Linked DNA regions of Homo sapiens: regions 2 and 3 are each linked to region 1. A link is a loop called in an ENCODE intact Hi-C map of the cell type or tissue named here. Cell type or tissue: dorsolateral prefrontal cortex. All regions are shown on one strand.

The links. Hi-C counts contacts between places; a loop is a spot of excess contacts. Peaks named below come from ENCODE experiments on the same cell type or tissue, not always from the same donor. Only the 100,000 strongest peaks of a DNase experiment are listed, where the experiment ranks them.
Region 2: it touches region 1 in a loop (4-fold over the local background); 31 of 110 quality-filtered maps call a loop at or near these places.
Region 3: a loop joins it to region 1, with 5 times the contacts of the local background. A loop is called at or near these places in 2 of 110 quality-filtered maps.

What each region holds. Positions count from the first base shown.
Region 1 is chr6:111,706,635-111,714,634 of GRCh38, reverse strand. FYN (FYN proto-oncogene, Src family tyrosine kinase) reads left to right here. Exons shown (of 14, transcript NM_002037.5): 5 at 192-288; 6 at 6,615-6,713. Among named protein-coding and RNA genes, the nearest start is that of TRAF3IP2, 100 kb to the right of the region's middle. RefSeq lists an enhancer at 4,276-4,405. In dorsolateral prefrontal cortex, CTCF peaks have their summits at 2,997, 4,375 and 4,575 (motif pointing left); DNase peaks (open chromatin) are centred at 3,004 and 4,504; H3K4me3 peaks cover 1,294 bases; H3K27ac peaks cover 6,627 bases.
Region 2 is chr6:112,159,466-112,167,465 of GRCh38, reverse strand. LAMA4 (laminin subunit alpha 4) reads left to right here. Exons shown (of 39, transcript NM_001105206.3): 13 at 2,190-2,306. Among named protein-coding and RNA genes, the nearest start is that of LAMA4-AS1, 73 kb to the left of the region's middle. RefSeq lists an enhancer at 3,825-3,874. In dorsolateral prefrontal cortex, a CTCF peak has its summit at 3,941 (motif pointing right); a DNase peak (open chromatin) is centred at 3,945.
Region 3 is chr6:111,008,589-111,016,588 of GRCh38, reverse strand. RPF2 (ribosome production factor 2 homolog) reads right to left here. Exons shown (of 10, transcript NM_032194.3): 8 at 733-835. It overlaps LOC124901375 (a long non-coding RNA gene), which reads right to left and starts at 6,368. Exons shown (of 2, transcript XR_007059705.1): 1 at 6,326-6,368; 2 at 3,001-4,757. In dorsolateral prefrontal cortex, CTCF peaks have their summits at 4,537 and 4,737 (motif pointing left); no DNase peak of the experiment used is centred here.

The DNA of each region.
Region 1 (8,000 bases):
CCCTACAAAGACCAAGGCATAAACACAGCCCTGTGACTGTGGTTTTGACACGTTAATTACAACACTTCATCATGTTATTAGTGCTGGCTAGATGTAGATTGTGAGAATGAGATTTTAGTGAAGATTTAATTTCTTGGAATTAATTTCCCCTTGTGTAATAATCTCCCTTCTTGTGAATTTCGTTTCGGCAGGAGTGACACTCTTTGTGGCCCTTTATGACTATGAAGCACGGACAGAAGATGACCTGAGTTTTCACAAAGGAGAAAAATTTCAAATATTGAACAGCTCGTAAGTTTGGAGAGGGAGGAGAAGCATGTATACCTTTCAGGTTGGGAAGGGGTCTTGCATTTCTGGTCTGCATCTCTTCAGATGTCTGAAATGCTAAAAGAACATTTGCTAAATTCACTGGTTTACAACAATATACTTTGAGAAAAAGAAGAGTCAGTGACACAGTGCAGTATTTTATGGCACTGTGTGTCCAAGGAGATTTTTGGAGAGTACCAAAAATACTAGCACAGTCCATGTTTATTGGTTTTGGTTTAGGTTTAAAGGTTGTAAAATCACCAGCATCGCTCTCCACAGCCCTGAGTGTTTCTACAAACCTACAGTTTCAAGTGATTGGCACAAGCCTTGGCTACCCACGTTTCGTGCTCTCTGCCTTGAGATTTTCTTCACATTTCAGATGTTACACTAGCTAAGCCCTCACTTGAGGCTTGCAACAAGTTCTTTATTTTATAAACTGCTAAACATTTCTTTGGTGAAGCCTGTGGAGGCGTTTCCCTATAACAAAAATTTGGGAGTGACTGGAATCTTTTGGAGCTAGAAGAAGTGATTTTACCCACTCTTGAATGAATATGCTGCATGGTTGTTTAATGTTGGCCAGGAGGAACAACAGTTAAACAAGCAGTGGGGAGATTTCAAGAGTGAGGATCACTCACTTTTCAAATCCTACATTCAGTACCTCCATAAGAAGAGTAAACACGGGTCAGATTTTCTTAGGGTTTATAAATACTGCCTCTATTAGATTGAGGCAGTGTATGTGGATGAGGCCCTTCAGAAAAAAATCTAGGTTCTGAAGAAAGTGTGGGGGGGTGGGGTTCCACATCAGCAAGCCAGGCATCTCCAGCGTCCCTATGAGTGCTCCCGGTGGTTGGGAAAGAATGCCACCCAGGGGCTGAGGGGCACACCAGGAAGTTCTTCTATGCCACCAAGTCTGGTTGCTTCTCCTCTGCTCTCTGAGCAAATCAGATTCCATGTTGGCAGAAGGACTTGGAGCCAGGCTCCTCAGCTTTCCCAGAAGGATATGCCAGAGGGAGTAAGAGGCAGCCCTGGTCACACTGCACATCCCAGGAAAGAGGAGTGCTGATTGCCACAGGGACCTCCTTCAGGCCTGAAAACTGCCTCCTTGGAAAGCCCACCCTTTTCTTGAATGCCCCCTGGCTCACAGAACCATGCAGTGAGAATATGCCGCCTTTCAACAGCAAGAACTGAATACTGCCATAAAGGGCCAACGACTCTCTTCGAGACATCAGAAGGCACAGTCTACATAGCCACAGGGTTTTCAAACATATATTAGGATTGTCATCATTAACAAAGGTGTGGGGTGGTGTTTTTTTAACTTTTTGTTGGAACACATGCAGAAAAGTGCACGTATCAAAAGTGTACACAGTGATGTTGCACAACAGTGTGAACGTACTTACTGCCGCTCAACTGTACACTTAAAAATGATTAAAATGATAAATTTTATGTTGCCTATATTTTACCACAATTTTCAAAAAGTATACAGTTTGCTGAATTTTCACAAGCTGAACATGCCTGTGTGGCCACCAGCCAGGTCAAGAAGAGTGTTACCTGCCCCCCAGGAGTCCTCCTCCTGTAGCCACAGGAAGTTTTTAAAAAATAATAAACAGCTACCATTCATTGAAGGCTCCTGATGTACCAGCCATGAGCTAAGTTACAAACATTCTCATGCATTCTTCCACTACTGTCTGAGGTATGCATCGACGTCATCGTTTGATATCTGAGGAGCCAGAGGCCCAGATTAGGAAACTGCCCCAGAGCACAGAGCTGGCAGGTGGCAGAGCCCAGGGCGAGGTGCAGGGAGGCATCCTGAGAACAGTGTCAGGTTTGATCTGGGAAAGGCCCAGATACTTTATCAAAGGGGATGGGAACCTTCAAGTGACAGGAAGCTTTGGAGAGTTGACTGGGGCTGGGGAGGAGGGGATTGGGCTTTGATCTCTCTGGGTATACCTCCTTGCTGTTATTTTGCTGCTTGTTGGAGTCCATTAACTTTGAATTCTGAAATCCTCCGCCCCTTAGCCTCCCCTACATGCCAAGGTTGATTAGAAATTTCAAGACTATTTGTAAACTTTCAACTGCAAGAACCAAGGAATAGTAAGAGTGCAGACCCAGCTCTCAGGAGGCTTTGTCCACACTGCACGTGCGTCTGTGCATTACGCTGGAGGGCGTTGGAAAGTCAGTCCCTGCCAGTGTCAGTCCCATGGCTTCTTCCTTTGTTAATCTGGAAACGATCTGCAGTGTCACCAAATTGAAATTTTAGAGAAACACTTAAGGAGGATCCAATCCGTCTCAATCTCTATTTTGTGACTTCCATGCACGGCCTTTGATGTTTACGGAGTCCTTTGAGCCTCCAACCCTGTTCTTGTAGAGGAAAATATTACAAAGGTTCTCTTCCTCTTAATGTTCTTCCTTTCTGCCAATGGAATTCCATATCAGTGGAATTTTAAAATTCCCTTTCTCAAGGTTATAGAAAAGAAAAATAAGGTTTGTGTAACAAGACAATATCCTGAAGTCAAGGGTAATAACAGGGAAGAGAAAATCGTGAAGGAAAAACAAAGCAATAATACAGAAGCAGATGGCACACGGCTCCTCCCCTCCCCCATCCTCTCCCGCCTCTGGCTCTGGTCCTCAGAGGAGAGGGAGGAATGGGGCTCTGTTCTGCCAGGGCAGCTGCCACACCTCCTAGTGTGTGTCCTCCCACTCCCTTCCCTGGTGGAGCCCTGGTGGCGCTGGAGGCCACAGGGCTGGCTTTGTTAAAGTACAACATACACCGTGGGATGTGCATGTATGTATGTACCCAGAGGCGGTGTTCCTGCTACCCAGCAAGGGGCAAAGGTGCTTCATTGACCCGTTGTAAGTGCTCAGTGTCATGTATTAGGACATTATTAAATTTGAACCCCTTTTGCAAAGTATTTAAGTTCATCCATTTTATTCCTTGTTTTCACATTTCAAGACTAGTCGTTTACCATCTACGAACAGTGACTCTTTAAAATGTAATACATGTTTTACACAGAGTGGAGTATTGGTCACAGCTGAGGGTAGGTTTGTTGTTTTTTTTTTCCTATTGTGATAAAAAGAAATCCTGGTTTAGAGCCCCACCCAAGCATTTGATAAAATTGTTACCGACATAAAATGCTACACTACTGAGCAGATCAAGGCTGACTTCTGTTGGCAAATAACTACTCCCTGGCTCCAAGGCTCTAGGGCTCCCAGCTCCGGGGCCCACAAGCCTACGAGCAACTTTGGGGTTTGGGGGTAGACACTTTTCTTGGTGTGGGGTGTGGTGGGGGCACAGAATCTTTTAGCAAGTCTTTAAATCAGAGGAACAGAGACAGCTGTTATAAAACCTTAAAAGCCATTCTAAACCAGCGCCAGGCTTTAAATCATATATTTGAATTAGAGCAAGATAACAAAGAATATCTCACCAAGTGCAAACTGAAAAATCTGAACTATAAGAACCGTTTAAAGAAATACAGCTTTAACAATGCTAATTACCCACAGTAACTCAAGAAATAAAAGATAACATAGTAGAGATCCTATTTTCCTAAATCAACATGAATATAGAGTATATCTATTTATAGGTGAATTGGTGCTTCTAGTGTATCAAAAAGATGACTTAATTCACTCGCTCAACGGCTCTCAATGAATATTTTGAGTCTGTACCAGCCTCTCTAGGCTCAACATGTGAGGTTTACTACATAATAAACATTGAATCTTTGTCACTTTATGTCTCCTTTGATGAAGAAGATGACCCTAGAAAGCCTAGAAAAAGAGAAATCAAGGATTTTATCTTTCTCATGAGTAGCTGAAAACCCTTGTGAGATTAATAGGGTCAAGTGAGAAAATCATGAATTCCTGATTCATGACTTCAGAATGAGCTGATAATTGCATTCTGATCTGTGCTACACTATTTAGGTACCTAGACCAAAATGAGATAGTTAATGCTAGATTTGAATTGGAAATGACTTCATTAATGCCAGATCACCTGAATAAGGCTGGGCTTGTCCCAACCTGCAGCAAAATGTATTGGCTTCCCGCCCCTATTGACAGTCTCAGATACCCTAAAATTGATGCTAGCCATTTTTTTCTTAATTTAATTCAATTAGAACTAACTTGATGAAGGTTATCTTGCATTAAAAAACAATAAGCCTCTGCTACAAGCACTTAATTTTTTCCTCGCCATTTTGGAGCATTTCCCAGGCTGGGCGGGAGAGGGTGGAGGGGGAGGAGCTGGGTATTGTTATTTTTAATGATGAAATGTCTCCATCTAGTGGAACTTCAGAGCAGTAAACCTTGTCACTATATTAAAGTGAAGATTATGTCTCCAAAGCCATTTTCCTTAAACACATACAGTGTTTAAAGAAAAAAATAAACTTCCACATATGTTCTTAGATGATATCCTTACAACTGTATGTATTCCTTTTGGAAGGCATAGAAATGAGACCAGTACAAACTGTTAACATTTTTAATGTCATGATTTGAACCTCAAAGAGAGGGGTGCTTACAATAGGGGAGCAGCACAGTGCAGATCCCACCCAGTTGGTAACGATCTAGCTCTTAAGTTGGGCAGTGGGTTCACGGGGTTCATATATACTGTACCTATATTCTTCAGTATGTATAAATATTTCCTAACAAAGATCTAGACATGAACTAAATTTAAGATTATGAATAAATCTAGACATGAACTAAATTTTATGAATAAAGAACTTTCTGAATATGAGTACTGTACTTTTGCTGGATTTGTAATAGGGTAAAAAGGAGAGATTAGGAAACTAAATTAAAGCATAAGGTTTTAAAAACCTTTGCTGGCACCTTGGTTTTTTTTGTGGGCTATTCTGTTACTTATGCCACCAAACATTTTCCCACAGCAGCACCCCCAGCACATGCTGGCTGGTCACCTTTGTTCTGTTGCTCTATTAAATCCTATCTGGAGGCGTTGCTCACTGCTCACCTTGCTCAGAGAGTCCAGCTTTAGAGAGCGGCCTCTGGAGTAATGCTTGAGTTTAATGTGGAGGCTGATTATTCTCTACCTGATTAAATCTGTCTGGGGAGCATCTTTACCATGGCCAGAAGCTAACACATTTTTTTTTTCCCCTGGCTGAAAGCTTTGACACAGAACTCAGCCAAAAGAACGATTTTTTTTTAAAATGCCTGAAGTTTTGCTTGCTGCCTCCAAGGACCAAAAAAGGAGGAAAAGAAGGTCCTGAGCCCCAGGAGATCAGATTTGCTGGGAGGTCTGATTTGCTTGAGGGCAATCATGTCGTTGACTGCAGGCTGGTGGAAGGTTCTGCAGATACTCAGTGGATGTCAGAGCCGCAGCGCCACATCCATGGCCTCCCCGATGTTAATGGGAAGAGGTACACACTCCATTCCTGCTCTTCATCACAGGTAGCCCTGTTTGAATCTAAGCAGATGAATTTGAACTGCTTAATGTACTCACTGGCTTTAAGATGAGAGTAGCTACAAGATCCCCTTTCACCTCCTCTGAGAGCTCCCCAGATTGATACCACACTGCTGTGCTGTGGCATGGAGCCTAAGGCAGTACAAAGTGGCGTGACTAAAAATCTCACTCCCTTGCCGAGTTTCTGTGCTTCACCTGTGCGAGCACACGCAGCCATTCCCATCCTCACCCCTTGCCCATGAGCCTCAGGCCAGTGCTCTGGACATTTGATGGAATCACTTCAGACTGAAAATGCCTGGGGAAGGTGATCCTACTGTAGCATCATTCTACCTGCAGAGAGGTGTCTCCCCATCTTTTTGAGAGCAAGCCAGGCACGTGTTTAGAGCATGCCTTCATCCCTCATCAGACCTCCTAACCTCCCAATGTTAAGATGTTAACATTTCTAATGTCATGATTTGAACTTGAAAGAGAGGGGTGCTTACAATAGGGAAGCAGTACTGTGCAGCTCATATTGACCTCAGACCTCCTAAAAAGCTTCCCTTCCCAGATGATCTGCAGCTAACATGTTCTGCTTAATTAGGCTGAGGCTGGATTCCTTTTCCATCCATCCAAGTTAAGGACACTAACCAAGCAAAATGCCCCCTACCAAGAGAGACTTCTCATGGCCAGGATTCCACATTCTTAATTCACAAATAAGGCAAGAGACAACTGTGGGTTCATCTCATGGCTGACTCGAACTGGAACCTTCTGACCTTCACAGGGGGACTATGTTGGAGTTCAGAGTAAAGGAATAGGTTGGAGAAATCGGGTGGCAGGATGATTAGGTGACAGTTATACACTTCAGACCACAGTGAGTCTCTAACTGCAAGCTGTTGAAATGGTCAACATATTTACTTTTCTTTTTTATTTACAGGGAAGGAGATTGGTGGGAAGCCCGCTCCTTGACAACTGGAGAGACAGGTTACATTCCCAGCAATTATGTGGCTCCAGTTGACTCTATCCAGGCAGAAGAGTATGTTTCATTTTGTTTTCACTTAACTACTTGATTTTAAAAGTTGATTGCCGCAATAAAATGCCATCAGCATTGGGCAGGAGGGAGAAGAAATTCACAGCAGTGATTAAGGCTGAGTTTTTCAGGCTTTCTGCCCCGGTTTTTACCCTGTGTAATACTTGCACTATTATTAACTTAATGTTTCTCTTGAAGCCTGCTCACTTATTTTGAAAGAAAACTTTCTATCAATACCCTAAATGAAAAGCCAGTAAAACTTGTCATAGATTAAAAGTAGCCATAAAAATATGAAATGCTAGCTAGAGCATATATTATTGCCAACCCAAGTTTCTAAGCCCGCAGTCCACTCCCTCTGTTGGGAAGAGAGGGGAGAGTAGCAAGTAATTGCCACAGATTAAACTAAGATTTTTCTCCTAAGTGTGATCAGAAATATTAAAAGAGTGCTGAAAAGACACCTTCTATGCCCGGTAAAAGTGACTCACATACAGTGTGTCCCCCCAACTTGGGAAATACTACAGTGATTTGGAACCTCAGTTGGCTTCTTTGGTAGTAAACAGTGACGAGCAGTTATTTGGCCCAACTATTCAACTGGTAGCAGTTTAGGAAGGTGTTCAGTAGGCTGAAGGGATCTAAAAGGGATAACCTTTCTCCCTTCTTCTGACCCATGAGGATTAACAGGCACTCCCAAGGGGAAGAACTGCCAGTGGCTGTTTGCCAGCCCTGAGGGAAGGAGAGATGGAGCCATGATTTCCCAAATGCAGGAACTTGGCCTCCTCCTGACACCTTGGGTCTTGCCTCTCTAAAAAGGAAGTTGAGAAAAGTCAGTCACCAAGCCCAACCTTTGGCTCTGCTATTTAATTTCACCATGGATTTGTTTAAGTAGTGCAAGAGGGATTAGACTCCACACCCTAGCCAAATCCCCAGTTGGATTGTTCTATTCTTTAATTCCTTTGTATTTCCTCTAAGAGGATCTGTTTTGTTTCCCACTCTCAAATACTCAGTGGTTCTTAGTTGTTTCTTTCTCCTAGTGACTGTGTTTCGTCATCAGTGAATCAAGGTATTTGTATTTAATTTGTATTTTAGGGCAGATTTGCAAACATCTTTGTGTTCTTTCAGAATAAAAAGTACCACCAAAATGTAGCATTACCCTGATTTAACTGGGAATTTGTCAGCTATATATTTAAGTTATTTTTATAATGGTCAACTTTTTAAATATTTTGTTTTTAAAGAATATTATTTTTTAAAATAATGCCTTCGGTTTTACATATGCAATTAACTATCATTATCTTA
Region 2 (8,000 bases), 450 kb before region 1:
CCTTACTGGAATTTGACTCTGTGTTTTAGAAAACAAACTTAAGTGGGTTTGTTGTTGTTGTTTTGAGACACAGTCTTACTCTGTCACCCAGGCTGGAGTACAGTGGCACAATCTTAGCTCACCACAACCTCCACCTCCTGGGTTCAAGCAATTCTGTTGCCTCAGCCTCCCAAGTAGCTGGGATTACAGGCATGTGCCACCACACCCGGCCCAAATTTAATTGTTTTAATTTTACATTTCACTATTACACCTACAGCATGGGCTAGAAAAGAATAATCCCCAAATTTCAGTTATCATACAAAACCAAAAAAGTACCCACAGAGCTTAATCATTTTGACATGTACCAACAGTAGCCATACAACTAGCAATTACATTATTTTGTCATCTTACCTCTATCTCCAAAGGGTAACAGAATGATTAAAAACTTATCAGATGAACATGAGATTGTATAGTTTAAAAGTAAGTAAAATACTCCTTCAAAAGCACTGTTTAGGGATTACTATATACCCAAGCTTTACCTTCCCAGGACTGTTTTTTGTTGTTTTTGTTGCTGTTGCTGTTGCTGTTGTTGTTGTTGACCGTGGAACTTTTTCTATTTTTTTGCATATGTAATATGCACAGTGAAGCATGCTGAATAGTGACAATTGTGTCATTTTCATAATTATCAGTTTTCAACATTTTACTTTGTTCAAGTTGACCACTTTTCTGTGGAAATATCTTTATTTGTTTCAAAGCTAATTTTATTCATTTCTGTCTAATGCTATATACGGTAAGTGGGAGAAACTCATTAACTTGAAGCATATTGTTTTTCATCTACTGCAAATAAGCTTATATACAGTGCTATTAGCACACAGCTTTGAAGTTTGTCTCTGACTTCAGGGTGTTAGCAGTGTTCTCCCGCAGTCACCCAGAGAGAACTTACAGAAGGGGTAAAGAACACTGTAAAAGGAAAACAGTTCTGTGAGAGGTAAATAATACCAACCTTTTTTCAACTCCCTTCTTTTACATATTTTAATACACATATTTTACAGTATTGCTTTTGCTGTATAACTCCCAGTCTTTGTAAAGATAAGAATAATTGATCTCAGATAGTCACACTGTATTAGGCTTGATGGATATTCAGGGAAAATTGTTTCTTTAAAAATGTTCTTGCATTAAGAGGATGTTCAAATGTGATTCTTTTCTGTCTCTAGACCTACACCTACCCCATAACAACATATCTGGAGAAGATGGGTTCCATTCTTCCTTTTCTTTAAGCCAGAAAAGACTGCAGGGAGTAAGAAAGGACATTAAGATGAACTTAAAAAGCTTTAAAGTATTTCCTTCTCTATCTAGGCTTCTATAATTATTTCTATGATATTCTAGATTACACTATAATGTATATTTCAACTCTGACTTGTTACTATTTCTAAGGTAACTTCAACTCATTTTTCACTCAAATTGTAAAATGAGTCTTTTACTTTTCCCTCCTAAAGTTTCTTTCTATGTTTCTTTCAAACTCTAAACTCATTGGAAGCCCCATAATATTTCTTCAGAATCACAATGTCCCTGCCTCTAGAACCTAAAAGTGATGGTAGAAATTAAAGTACTCATCAAGACATGTATTAGTATTTACTTTCCCTTCTCAAAACATCTGAGCATTTACAATAAAGAGCTCTGAGAGGTATGAAGCAAGATTAAAATTTGATGCTTTAATAGTAGGGCCATTTTTAATTTTTAAAAGGACATAATAAGATTATTTTTGTATATTCTCTGTTCCTGTCCAAATGGGCTGTTTGTGTCAGGCCCAAGGCTGGCACATGATAAATACTTTTTGAATTAATTCATATTCCAATCACTGCAAATATAGAGCCTGTGTTCAATCCTTTCTCCATAGTCCTCTTTTATATTCTGGGAAAAAGAGACAAATGCCCTCTCTAAGGCGCTAGCTCTCTTTGAAATGACGGTGTTATAATAATCCTCCGTATGTCTAATCTCCCAAGATTCTTACTGTTGTTATCTCTGTATTATAAATGAGAAAGCAGCATCAAACAGGTAGCATTCCCCAAAGGCACACAGCAAGGATGGAGCTGGGATATGAACCCAGATTTGTCTGAGTCCAAAGAGAGCAAGTTGACATTTACTGCTCTCCCCAACGCTTTCCCTAAAGACATATTCACTTCACTCTCCCTTACTCTTCCTTCCCGCAGAAACAACAGGAAAGAGTGAGGGAACAAATGGAAGTGGTGAACATGTCTCTGAGCACATCTGCGGACTCTCTGACAACACCTCGTCTAACTCTTTCAGAACTTGATGATATAATAAAGGTAAGGACGCACGTGACTTGTTCAGGTTTGTATTTCCAGCAGGTTACAACAGCAGCTCAGTGTCACAGAATAATAATAAATTCATATCTAACCAGTGAGCAGGCATTATAAAGATCAGATGACTGAATGTTTTAGTTTCTTGCACTGTACGATGACCACCAGCCACATATGACTACTTAAATTTAAATTACTTAAAATTAAATAAAATTAAAATTTTAATTCTTCAGTCACATTAGCCACTTTTCAAGTCCTCAGCAGCCACATAGCTAGCAGCTACTATATTCAGTGGCACAAGCATTGTGCAGAAACAGGCATTGCGCCACTGAATATAGTGGAACTTCTTGCAGAGAGTTCTATTGAAAATGCTGCTCTCGATCCATCCTACTCACTCTTCACTCATAAAGTTGTGTTTGATAAATCTGGCATTCAAAATCAATAAAAGTCACATTTTGTAAAAGTAGAAAATTTCCAATAAAATGCAGTGAACTGAACTATCATGAAATTACTCTTAGTTCATTTTATTACCTTTCGAAAGATATCACTTTAAGGTCATTTGATTGTCCGTTGACTATTTCAGCACCAAACTGTCTTTCTCTCCAAACTGACTCCCATCACTCTCCTTGGTGACAGCAAAATCCATATGGATGAAGTCACCGACTCTCTGACCTCCAGCTCCTTGAACTTGCCCTTTCCAGCAAGCTTATCCTCCAGTCCACCTCTGTTTTCCCACCTATGGCCATACCCAGATCTTGTCCTCAGTAACAGTACCTCCTCCCAAACCCTAGTTTCAAGCACCTCCCTCCCAGAGCACCATCTCCTATCTCACTTATTCTAGAATGCCCACTCCAGTAATTCTCTGGCCACATGGAGACCTCCCTGCCTTTTTTACCGTACCCCTCTCATGTCCTTTCTTCCCTCCTTAAGCAGCTCAAATTATCAAATATAATAATTCTTTCAAAATACCCTTAACTACCATATCTGCCTGTTCCTCTGTTGTACCTACCTGAGATTTCTGACTCATCCCCAGCACCATGGCCATACCAGAGCAGCTGCATGCGACTGGTGGGAACCCACTTCCCATGCTATCAGTTCTGCCTGGTGACTTGGCTTCCTGCTTTCTGAAAAATTAGAAACAAAGAGAAGAGAACTCCCTTCATCCTTCCTCCCCAGATCCGCCGGCCCGCCTGCATCTGTGCCCACACCTCTGCCTCCCCTCCGTTGTAAGCATTCCTTCTCCTGCCCGGCCTTGAAAACAGGTTGCAGGGTTTCACTCCTCAAGTTATGCCCTTTCTTCTGAATCATCCCGTTCTCATTCTTTACTTAATCATTACCATCAGCGTACAAACGTGCTGTACTATCTCCTATCTTTTAAATATCAAAAAGAAAAAAGCCCTGTAAAAAAATCTTTTATAAAGCTTGCATCCCCTCTAACTTCTGCCCTACCATTCTGCTCAGCTTCACAGCAAAATGTCTCGAGTGACTTATCATTGCTGTTTCTACCTCCCAGACTCCCACTGTCCCCTATACTCGGCCGTTTCTGAAGGGGGTTCCATCCCCTTCACTGAGACTGTTCCTGTCCAGGTCACCAGCGACCCGCCTGTCTCTCCCGGGCTTTCTCAGCCCTCCCTCCTCTAAACACCAGGTGGCGCCCTTGTCCTGGCTGCTCTGGTACCGCTCATGGCCTCTACCCTGGCTAGCGGTTTCTTCCCAGCCCCCTTTGCTAGCCTCGCCTCTGCACACCCTCTAAGTGGTCAATATTTTAGGCTCTGCAGGCCACGTACAACCACTGTCTCTTATTTTTTTCTGGGTTTTGTTTGTTTTTAATTTTTTTTTACAACCGTTTAAATATGTAAGATATATTCTCAGCTCAACAGGCTTTGGTTTGGTGCAGTGGCTCACGCCTCTAATCCCAGCACTCTGGGAGGCCAAGGTGGGGGAAAGTGCTTGAACCCAGGAGTTCAAGACCAGCCTGGGAAACATAGTGAGACCCCCTCTCTACAAAAAAGAAAATTTTTTTTTAAATAGCTAGGCGTGGTGGTGCATGCCTACAGTCCCAGCTGCTCAGGAGGCTGAGATGGGAGGATCACTTGAGCCCGGGAAGTGCAGGCTGCAGTGAGCCGTGATGGTGCCTCTGCACTCCAGCCTGGGTGACAAGGTGAGACCCTGTCTCAAAAAAAAAAAAAAAAAAAAAAAAGATTTGAGCTGCACTTGACACTGGGCCATGTTGATCTCTGCTCTGGATAATGAATGGCTCTGTGCTTGGTCCTAGGCCTTCTTTTCTACCTATACTCTCTCCCTAGCTGATCTCATTGACTCCCTTGGCTTTAAAGAACAATTACACACCAATGAATACACAATTATACCTCCAGCTATGACACCTCCACGGAGTTCCAAACTCCTATATCCGAGTGCTAACTTGACATTTTCAAGTCAGAACTCAGTACGACTGTAATAAAGTCACAGTCTCATCTATGATGTATTAATAATAGACATATCAAACTTGACATGTCTTAAATAAAACCCACTCCTTCCCCAGTCTTCTCCATCTCAATAAATGGCACAACCCAATTGCTCAAATCAAAACTCCAGAGTCACTACTGCTTTCTCCTTTCTCCTTATCTCTAAAATGAATCTTGATTTCTTTCTTTCTATTTTATTTTATTTATTTTTTTATTGTTATTTTTTTTGAGACGTGGCTTCATCCTTGTTGCCCAGGCTGGAGTGCAATGGAGTGATCTCGGCTCACTGCAACCTCTGCCTCCTGGGTTCAAGCAATTCTCCTGCCTCAGCCTCCCGAGTAGCTGGGATTACAGGCATCCACCACCATGCCCGGCTAATTTTTTGTATTTTTAGTAGAGATGGATTTTCACCATGTTGGCCAGGCTGGTCTCAAACTCCTGACCTCAGATGATCCACCTGCCTTGGCATCCCAGAGTGCTGGGATTACAGGCGTGAGCCACCACACCAGGCCTTGAATCTTGATTTCTGACCACTTTCCTTGTCTCTACTGCTGCTCTTTGGTCCAAGTCACCTCATCTACAGTTTAAATTGCCACCAGAGCCTCCTAGCTGATCCAACTGTCTCCACTCTTGTCCTTCAAGACATATTCTTTATGCAGTAGCAGAACAATCCTTTAAAAACATAACCAACATTATTTCTACTATAGACACTCCCCAGTGGCACTTAAAGTAAGAAACAAGCTCATTTTGTCATGGCCCATGAGACCCTACATGACCCAGCTCAGACCCACTTTTCTGACCACATACCCAACTCTTTTCTCACTCACTGCACTCCAGCCCAACAAACTCCTCTCTATTTTTCAAATATACCATACTTATTTCCTGCCTCAGGATTTCTGCACCTGCTGCCCTCAGATCTTCAAATGGCTGGTGTCCTTATGACCCTGACATCCAAATGAACCCCTTACCCCACTCACTCCTCATCCCACCCCACCTGTCATATGTTATTCAAAATATCTTTTACTCCCTGAAATTAGCTTGTTTGCTTGTTTGATCACTTGTTTATTACCTGTATCTCTCCCACTAAACTGTAAATTCCTTGAAAGTGGAGACTGTGTTCAAAGGTATTCTACCCCCAGAAGAGTTCCTGGTCCATAATGAGCACACAGGGAATATTTGTTGATGGAATGAATGAGTAAAAGTGGTATGTCCATGGTCTATTTTCCACTTATACAATTAAAAACATTTTTTTCAAAGTATTGTTCCCCAGATGACCAACCAAAATGGCTAGAGGTTTAATACTGCCTCCATAAAAGTAAACCCTTTGTACTACAAACCCTTTGTGCTACATTCTGGGATTACAAAAATAAGTTAAACTCAGTTCCTGCCTCCTAGGATTGTATGATGTGATGAGTTAAATAATCACTTAAAATTATTACAATCATTTGACACATGAATGAATAATAAAAACACATGGCAACACTTAACTCATCCTGAGGAGGTTAGGGATGGCCTCAAAAAGGAAGTGATATTTGAGCTGAATTTGAAAGGAGGAGTAGAGCTTTCCAGGTAGATTAGACAGAAAATAAAGGAAAATTATTCCAGAAAGGGAAAATATTTGCAGAGGTAAGAGACCAGAAAAAATTGTGGAGCATTAAAACAACAACCAGTTGGTCAAGATTAGACCATGGGATATAGCAGGTTGGGGGTCATGAGAATTGATGAAATTGGTGAGAGAAGAGCGGTCAGCTGATGATGTCATGCTTAGAAATTGGACTCATTCCTGCAAAGCAACTGGCTGATTCTGAGAAGGGAAATAACATGGTCAGATTTTCTTAATAGGAAGATTACCTTTCCTGCAAGACAGTGGAGAATGGATTAGAATACTCAAAGACTGCCCTCAGAGAAAGAAGTGAGATCACTCAGGGGAGAGGAAAGGGCTGGGAGTCAAATGCCAAGTTTCACGGTCTCTTTCTTGGTCAGGGAAAGAGGAGACCCAGGAGATAGCATAGTCACAGAAGCTAGGAAAAGAAAAGAGTTTTAAGCAAAGACAGTGGCCAACACTGTAGCAAACCACAGATGGGTCCAGTAAATAAGGATGGGAAAATGTCAAGTGGATCTGGAGATTTGGGGCCAGGTGTTGGTGATCTTGGCAAGAAACATTTCTGTAAAGTGCACTGTGTCAAAGCAAGAGAAAAAGCTAGAAGGGAGCCTAAAGTGAAAGAATAAGGTTTTTTGTTTGTTTGTTTGTTTGTTTTGTTTTTTGACGGGAGATACTTGAGCATGTTTATATCTGAGAAGAGTCAGTAGCTAGAAAGCAAGAATGAATAACGGGGTTACCAAGACAATGGGGCAGCATGCTTTATACAGAAAATGAACATTTTCCTCTTAAAATTGGAGAGAAATTTTTGTGTAGGTGTAGCTATAAATACATCTATAGAGTTTGCGGGGAAGGGCTGGGGGCTGGTTGCAAAAAGCTGGGGAAATACCTGTTCATTGGTTTTGGAGTCTCTGAGGGAGTTAACCAATAAATAGTGACCCTTTCCAGAACCCAAGTTCTAAACAGGTGGAAACATAAATAAAATAGTAAATACAGAGACCAAGGAGGTTGCCTTATTTCTGAAGCAGCTAAGCAGCAGGCATGGCTTTAGGTCTCTTAGCCAAGTGGGGTAGCTGACATTCAGTCCCAGTATTAAGCAGCTGTGCCCACCCAGACAGGCAACACCGTAAGGCTTAGATGGGGGTTCTGCCCAGAATAGTTTTAACATGGAGGAACACAGGAAAACTCAGGCTTTCTGCTGGCAGCTTGCTCCCAGGACAAAGAAGGGTGGAGTTGAGCAGAGCCTATAGAGTTATTCTTCCCAAATTTACCCACAAAATCAACCACTCCCCTCTCACAGGAGTAGAGTGAGGAAAGGGGTAGAGAGGTCTGGAGTTTCACTCACTGTGCTCCCTGCATATAAAGGAGACATCAGAAGTGTGGAAGAAGTGTCCCCCACTAACAGTTTATGACCTCCAAATAAAAAAGAAAATAAAGTGATCTGTTTACAATCAGATGGGGGTGGGTGAAGGAAATGTTGGCTTAGGAATCATGACAATGTTTAGAATCACTATTTGGGTGACTAGGAGAACAAATCTCTTTGCAGCATTGAGGGGCCAGCCAAGGCTGAAACTCACGGGTTTGCAGGAACATCCGTCTACACAGTTGCACGATCTTTAAGCAAAATCGTAGGTC
Region 3 (8,000 bases), 700 kb after region 1:
CCCTCACTCTGTTGCCCAGGCTGGAGTGCAGTGGCACAATCATGGCTCACTGCAACTTCCACCTCCCAGGTTCAAGCGATTTTTGTGCCTCAGCCTTCTGAGCAGCTGGAACTACAGGCATGTGCCACCACGCTGGGCTAATTTTTCTGGTTTTTTTTAGTAGAGATGGGGTTTCGTCATGTTGGCCAGGCTGGTTTTGAACTCCTGGCCTCAAGTGATCTGCCTGCCTCAGCCTCCCAAAGTGCTGAGATTACAGGTGTGAGCCACCATGCTCGGCCTGCTTAAGATTTATATTTATATTGTGGTAGGGGTAGAAGGCCTAGGCTAGAGAGACAGAGTGAAATGAATCTAGCCACTGAATCTTCTTATTCCTTTTAGACTCAATTGTTAAGACTTAGGGTTTTGAGATTTGCTTTGCCTAGCCAAGGATTTGTGGCTTAGTGCTGTAAATCCAACCAAGAACAATAAAGAGATGCTGCATAAAGCTAGGAAGGGTTGGTGCACCTGGCTCAGCGACAGTGCAGCATCAGATGCTCTGGGGCACTGGAAAAGTAGGGTTTCAGAGGCAAAGGACTGAGGATCAGCACAGAGCTGCTGTCACTGCTATCCTGCCAACTCTCCAAGAAACCTTTTGGCCAGATACCAATTCTAAGTTTGGGCTCTAAAAAACAGTCACACAGTTTTAAACACTAACCCTGAGGATTAAGAAAATATGTGAAGAAATGCACTTACTTATAGCTTCGAAAGTAAATCTTCCCATTCAGTGCAGTGAAGTGCAGAACATACTCTAATCCAGCCAGGCGGATATTTGATACTGTGGGGCCTCTGAAGAAATCTAAAAGCACATATTAAATTATTAACAAAACAAAACAAATACTTGCAAAATTCAGTTACAAAGAACTGCACTCTAAACAGTTTTGCTCCAATACTTATCTAAAAAAGCACAAAAAATGATTCCTGAAAAATGTCTGAAGGTCCCACCCCTTAAGCATTTAATCTCATGACTTTATTTTGGTATTTTGGTGTTCAGTTCACTGAGACATTTAATGTTTCTGTTTTGAAGTTCTTCCTCTGAGTCAGCTCAGCATCAAAAAATCATATCCATTAAAAATACTAACTTTTAAAAAATGTAAATCAAAGCATAAAATTTTAATCTACTGGTAGATGAAGATAGCAAATTTCTATAAAAATGGCTGTTCAAATTGACTATTAAAATCAAATTAGCCTTAATTTTTTTTTCTATGAGGGAGGCCAACAAGAAAAAAACTCTAATAAGAAATCTTGATTATATGAACAAAGGATAAGAAACTTTATAAACTGTTAATGCCAGAAAAGAACCTTGCATATCAGTGATAGTCTTTTTTCTCACAAAGTGGTAATCATACCACCGGTGGCACATGAGAGCATTTTAATGATACAAAGCCAGATATAATTTACTACGTATTTATTTTATCCTGTACCATTCTCCATTTACAATAGGGACATAAAATTTCCTTTTAAAAAGAGTAGTCAGCCATGCACAGTGGCTCATGCCTGTCATCCCAGCACTTTGGGAGACTGAGGCGGGCGAATTGCTTAAGCTCAGGAGTTTGAGGCCAGGCTGGGCAACATGGTGAAACCTCATCTCCACTAAAAGTATAAAAAATTAGCCAGGTTGTAGTCCCAGCTACTGGAGAGGCTAAGGTGGGAGGATTGCTGATCCCACCACTGGACTCAGTGAGAACGACAGAGCAAAACCCTGTCTCAAACAATAACTTAAAAAGAGGAGTCAATTAAAAGAAAATCTCCAGTGAACTGCACGCTAAGGATACTACACAGACTTGGCTATGAAAGAAGTTTGGAAAACAAGTGTGATATCTTAATTTTACAGCTGAGAAAATCGAACCTCAAGGAGGCTAAATGGAAATTCATGAATAACATTTGGCTAAGATAAAAGGTCTATATAAAAGTTTATCCAAGTTTGCTTAGGAAGAGCTGCCCAAGGCAGGTGATGTAGTAAGTGGGAAATTCTGTTCTAGTCCCATTCTGTAGCCACCTAGCATTTTCCTTCCTGCTTCCCATTAGCCCATAAGATGCAGATTATCTCCATGTGCACAGATGAACGCATCTTTTGTTGTCTGCTTTTCCTTTCTTGTGCTTAACCAAAAGAAAATCACAGGCCAGGTGCAGTGGCTCATGCCTGTAATCCCAGCACTTTGGGAGGCCGAGGCGAGCAGATCATGAGGTCAGGAGATCAAGACCATAGGGGCTAACACAGTGAAACCCTATCTCTACTAAAACCACAAAAAATTAGCCAGGTGTGGTGGCAAGTGCCTCCCTAGCTACTTGGGAGGCTGAGGCAGGAGAATCACTTGAACCTGGGAGGCGGAGATTGCAGTGAGCCGAGATTGCGCCACTGTACTCCAGCCTGGGCGACAGTGTGAGACTCAGTCTCAAAAAAAAAAAAACCCAAAAAACAAAAAACACAGCATTAACTTGTATAAAACAAACACAAGTGGGCAGGCACATTTATACACCACCCTCCTCTACTCCCCCAAACAAGAAAAAAAAAAAACTAATGAACATTTTTAATTTAAAAAAAGTACATATACTACATATATTTATACATATATTATGTACGGATGGGGTCTCACTATGTTGCCCAGGCTGGTTTCGAACTCCTAGACTCAAGCACTCCTCCTGCCTTGGTCTCTCAAAGTGCTGGGATTACAGGTTTGAGCCACCACGCCTGGCCTGGGACATTTTTATAAAACAAGTTTGTACTTTTCAAGATATTTTAATCTAAATATCATAATAAAGAGCTTTCCCATGATTTTGCCAAAGCCTGACTCTCCTTCAGTGGCCAAGTTAATAAAGCTCACTCATTGGTGTGGCATTACTGAAGTCAGAGTACTTCTGGGAAACGAAATATGTACATTCCAGTCTGCTCTGAAACAACTTTCATAATGCAAAATTTTCAGGACATCTGTGCTTTGGGAGAAAACTTTAGGAACACAATAAGCACATGGAAAAGTACTCTTTATTAAGTCAAAATTTCTAAGACTATGAATATAAAAGGATTTTCAGTCTGTATCCAATAGTTCTAACCAGCCATCCTTTTATTACAACATTTTCTCTTAACTGCCAAACTGAAATTTCACTAAAGTTTGCAAATCATCAAGGTAACACAAACAAGTAATGAATGAAAACGGGAGGGCATAAATGGTAGTACTTAGTAACCGGAAAGCAAATATGTCTAACAGCATGATATTTTCTGGCTAGAACACAACAGAGTATTGTTTACACATGAATACCATTGGCAAGAATCCATTCACTTAATAAATTGTACCAGAGCACCTATTATGCAAAGTGATAAATGACATATAGCATTTTTCTATCAGGGGCCCTGCATTCTAGGTAGATATGAATACATACAAACAACTGCAATTTAAAGTAGCACATTAAAAGGAGAACAGTATAAACCATTCTGGAAGTTCTGAGGAGAGAAAGATCATTTCTAGTTGGGAAAGACGTCATGCAAGTGGTATATACACTGTTAGGATTTTGACCAAGAAGTATGATAAATAACTTTATGAACTTGATAACCTAAAGTATAATAATACTGTATAAATAAAAGCATGGCTGGGCACGGTGGCTCATGCCTGTAATCCCAGCACTTTGGGAGGCCAAGATGAGTGGATCACCTGAGGCCAGGAGCTTGAGACCAGCTTAGCGAACATGGCGAAACTCTGTCTCTACAAAAAATACAAAAATTATCCAGGCATGGTGGTGAATGCCTGTAATCCCAGCTACTCAGGAGGCTGGGGCAGAAGAATCGCTTGAACAGCTGATGCGGAGGTTGCAGTGAGCCAAGATTGCTCCATTGCACTCCAGCCTGGGTGACAGAGTGAGACTCCATTTCAAAAAATAAACAAATAAGAAATAAAAGCATGTACTTTGGAGAGACCTAAGTTCAAAACTTTAATATGCCACTTGGTAAATGCATGACCTTAGAAAAGCTACTCACCTGTCCAGGCCTCAGTTTTCTCAATTGTATAATGAAAATCAGAATTAAAAATTCCTCTACTCCAAATTTTTTTAAACAACCATATATATAATATGCTACCATTTAAGAAGGGAAGAATAGGCCACGCATGTTGGCTCACACCTCCAACTTTGGGAGGCTGAGGCTGGAGGGCTGCTTGAGCCTAGGACTCTGAGACCAGCCCAAGCAATGCAGCAAGACCTCATGTCTACAAGAAATAAAAAAAATTAGCTGGGCGTGGTGACGTGTACCTGTGGTCCCAGCTACTGAGGGGAATGAGGTAGGAGGATTGCTTGAGACCAGAAAGTTAAGGCTACAGCAGTGAGCCATGATCATGCCACTGCACTCCAGCCTGGGCAACAGAGTGAGACCCTGTCTCAAAAAAAGAAAAAAAAAAAAAAATGATGTAAACAAATTAAGAATGAACAAAATGGGTATCTTGCATGAAAAAAAGTTAACTTTTCTTTCTGGTCAATTAAGAAAAAAAAAAAAAAGGAACTTCCTAAATGAAAGCCCTTCATACATTTCTTGCTCCCTACTGATATTTCATTTGAACACACAACATAAACCAAAGAGCAGTTGTTTTACTTCATATTTATACTGAAAACTCAACTTCCCTTGGTGCCCTACAGTCTGAATCTGTTCCTCTTCTACCTTTCTGCTTCTGTCCAGATTCCTTTTTGGTTTTCACTCCCTTCCCCTCACCACTGCATTATGTGATCATTCCTGCCATCTAGTGGAAGCACAAAATAATGAGAAGGTGGGGCTTATTAAAATACAAAAAACATTTAAACAAATGCAAACAAAAGCTCTCTCTGTTATAACAAATTGTAAGTATCTGCCTCACTGACAATAAACAATTATATGGGAGACCTAGGGGAAAGAGAAAAAGGCAGAAAATCTAGGTCAATGGAGTACAAGTAATGGAAATCTTAGCTGAAAATCTGGCTGACATTTTGGCTGGAAAAATACCCTTGACCAGGCACGGTGGATCACACCTATAATCTCAGCACTTTTGGGAGGCCAGGGCAGGCAGATCACTTGAGGTCAGGAGTTCAAGACCAGCCTGGCTAACATGGTGAAACCCAGTCTTTACTAAAAATATAAAAAATTAGCCGGGTGTGGTGGCATGCACCTGTGGTCCCAGGTACTAAGGAGGCTAAGGAAGAGAATTGCTTGACCCTGGGAGGTGGAGGTTGCAGTGAGCTGAGATCATGCCAGGGCAACAGAGTGAGACTATGTCTCAAAAAAAAAAAGAAAGAAAGAAAGAAAGAAAGAAAGAAAGAAAAATACCCTTGATAATTTGGGATATATAATATTGAGAGAAGGAAATATTAGTCATTGTCTTTCATGTATGAATTTAATTCATGGAAAATATGGATAAGAACCTATAAAGATTCTAGAAGGGATCATGGGAATATGTTTACCACAGGCAAGATGGACAGTAGGGGAAGAAAAGCTCAGGCTTTGGAAGCGTTGGGTTTCAACTTGGCCTTACCTACTTAATAGCTCTCATTTAACTTCTCAGAGCCCCTGTTTGTTTTCCCATCTGTGAAATGGGAATGTCATCAAACTCAAGAACTTTTGTAAAGATTAAACAGATAATAGTGGTTCTTAGTTTCTTTTTTAAAAAGTAGCTATTACTAATACGGGAAATAAATTCTAAAAATTATAATCCCAAGAATGGGTGACGTGTTTTTTTTTCCCCTAAAAATTATAATCCTGACAATAAAGACCATAAATAATCCCAAAAAGGGAAAATGAAAGCAATGTATTTGTCACAGTTTTTTTGGTGGGCTCAGATTTGTAAAGCATGTGCATACAACGTAATTTTATACCCCATCAATTTTTCAAAAGTGATCTACAGCAAAGTATATAAAAATTTAAAACAAGGGTAACAAGAAGTGTAGCATAAGCTTGTAAGCATGGTGCAAGAAAAGCTCAAATGGAATAAAGTAGACAAGGCCACTGAGCATCAGATGGAGGCCTCGCGGCTGTCAACACTAAGGTGAAATAGGACCATAAAGGACTGCTGCTTTGAGAGTATCAGTGTACTGTGCAGGAAAAGCTGAATCTCTCAATCCCCATGAGGGAAAAGAAGCAAAAAATTCAGTAAGAAGATTTTCTTAAATTGGAGAGAGCTAGGTGTGGTGGCTCATGCCTGTAATCTCACCACTTTGGAAAGCTGAGGCAGGTGGATTGCTTGAGCTCAGGAGTTTGAGACCAGCCTGGGCAATACAGGGAGACCCATATCTCTACAAAAAATTAAAATAAAAATTAGCTGGGCATGGTGGTGTGAACCTGTAGTCCCAGCTGCTCAGGAGGTAGAGGACTGCTTGAGCCCAAGAGGTCAAGGCTGCAGTAAGACGTGATCACACCAGTACACTCCAGCCTGGGTGACAGAGCAAGATGCTGTCTAAAAAGAAAAAAAAAAAAGAAAAAAAAAAAAATTGAGGGACAGAGAGACAGACCCAAGACCCTTTAAATTAGTACCAATCTCTTGGAAAATTAAATTACTTTCCAGAGTTATAAAAGAGCTGGCAAATATAATTGCAGAATGCTAAGTACTAATAACCTTTTAAAAATCATGGAGGCTGGGTGTGGGGGCTCACACCTGTAATCCCAGCACTCTGAGGGCTGAAGTGGGAGGATTGCTTAAGCCCTGAAGTTCAAGACCAGCCTGGGCAACACAGTGAGACCCCATCTTACAAAAAATTTTAAAAATTAGCCAGGCATAGTGGCATGTGCCTATGGTCCCAGCTACTTAGGAGGCTGAGGTGGGAGGATCACTTGAGCCTGGGAGGTTGAGGCTGCAATGAGCCATGATTGAGCTACTGCACTCCAGCCTGGGCATCAGAACACGACTTGCCTCATAAAGGAGAAAAAAATAGAAAAGGATGTAGTCCTTATATTCATTACACAAATCATTTAGAACTAGCATAGTTTGCTAGGTGTGGGTTATCTGTAGAACAACCTCACAAGGTTCTTGTTAGAATGAAGCAGTGTATATGAAGTGCCTACTATATGCCTGGCACTTAGGATGATGATGGTAATAAAGTAAAAATGAGCCAGGGCCTGTCGCAGTGGCTCATGCCTGTAATCCCAGCATTTTGGGAGGCCAAGGAGGGTGGATCGCCTGAAGTCAGGAGTTCAAGACCAGCCTGGCCAACATAGCAAAACCCTGTCTCTACTAAAAATAAAAAAAAAATTAGGCCTGGCGCAGTGGCTCACACCTGCAATCCCAGCACTTTGGGAGGGCGAGGCGGGTGGATCACGAGGTCAGGAGATTGAGACCATCCTGGCTAACACAGTGAAACTCCATCTCTACTAAAAATACAAAAATAAGCTGGGCATGGTGGCAGGTGCCTGTAGTCCCAGCTACTCGGGAGGCTGAGGAAGGAGAACGGTGTGAACCCGGGAGGTGGAGCTTGCAGTGAGCCGAGATCGCGCCACTGCACTCTAGCTTGGGCGACAGAGCGAGACTCCGTCTCAAAAGAAATTAGTCAGCATGGTGACGGGCACCTGTAATCCCAGCTACTCGGGAGGCTTAGGCAGGAGAATCGCTTGAACCCGGGAGGTGGAGGTTGCAGTGGGCCGAGATCACACCATTGTGCTCCAGCCTGGGCAACAGAGCAAGACTCTATCTTTAAAAAAAAAAAAAAAAAAGGAGCCAGGAAGGTCACTGAGGGCTTCCCGGAAAAGAAACTTGATGATCTGACACTTAAATGAATAGTAGAAACTGGATAAATAAGAGCAATATCAGAATACACAATAGAAATGTGAATAATATATTGGCAATAAACCCTTTCTAATGGAAAAAAAGAAGGCAATAGGAGATCAAGAAGGCCAAGCTACATTGGTTATATATTGTGAAAGGCCTTGTATATTCAACTCAGAAAAACTAATTAAGGTTTTTGAGTTGGAAGTCGGTGATACAAACAATCTTGAAATTTTAATCCCTCAACTTTCTAAATTT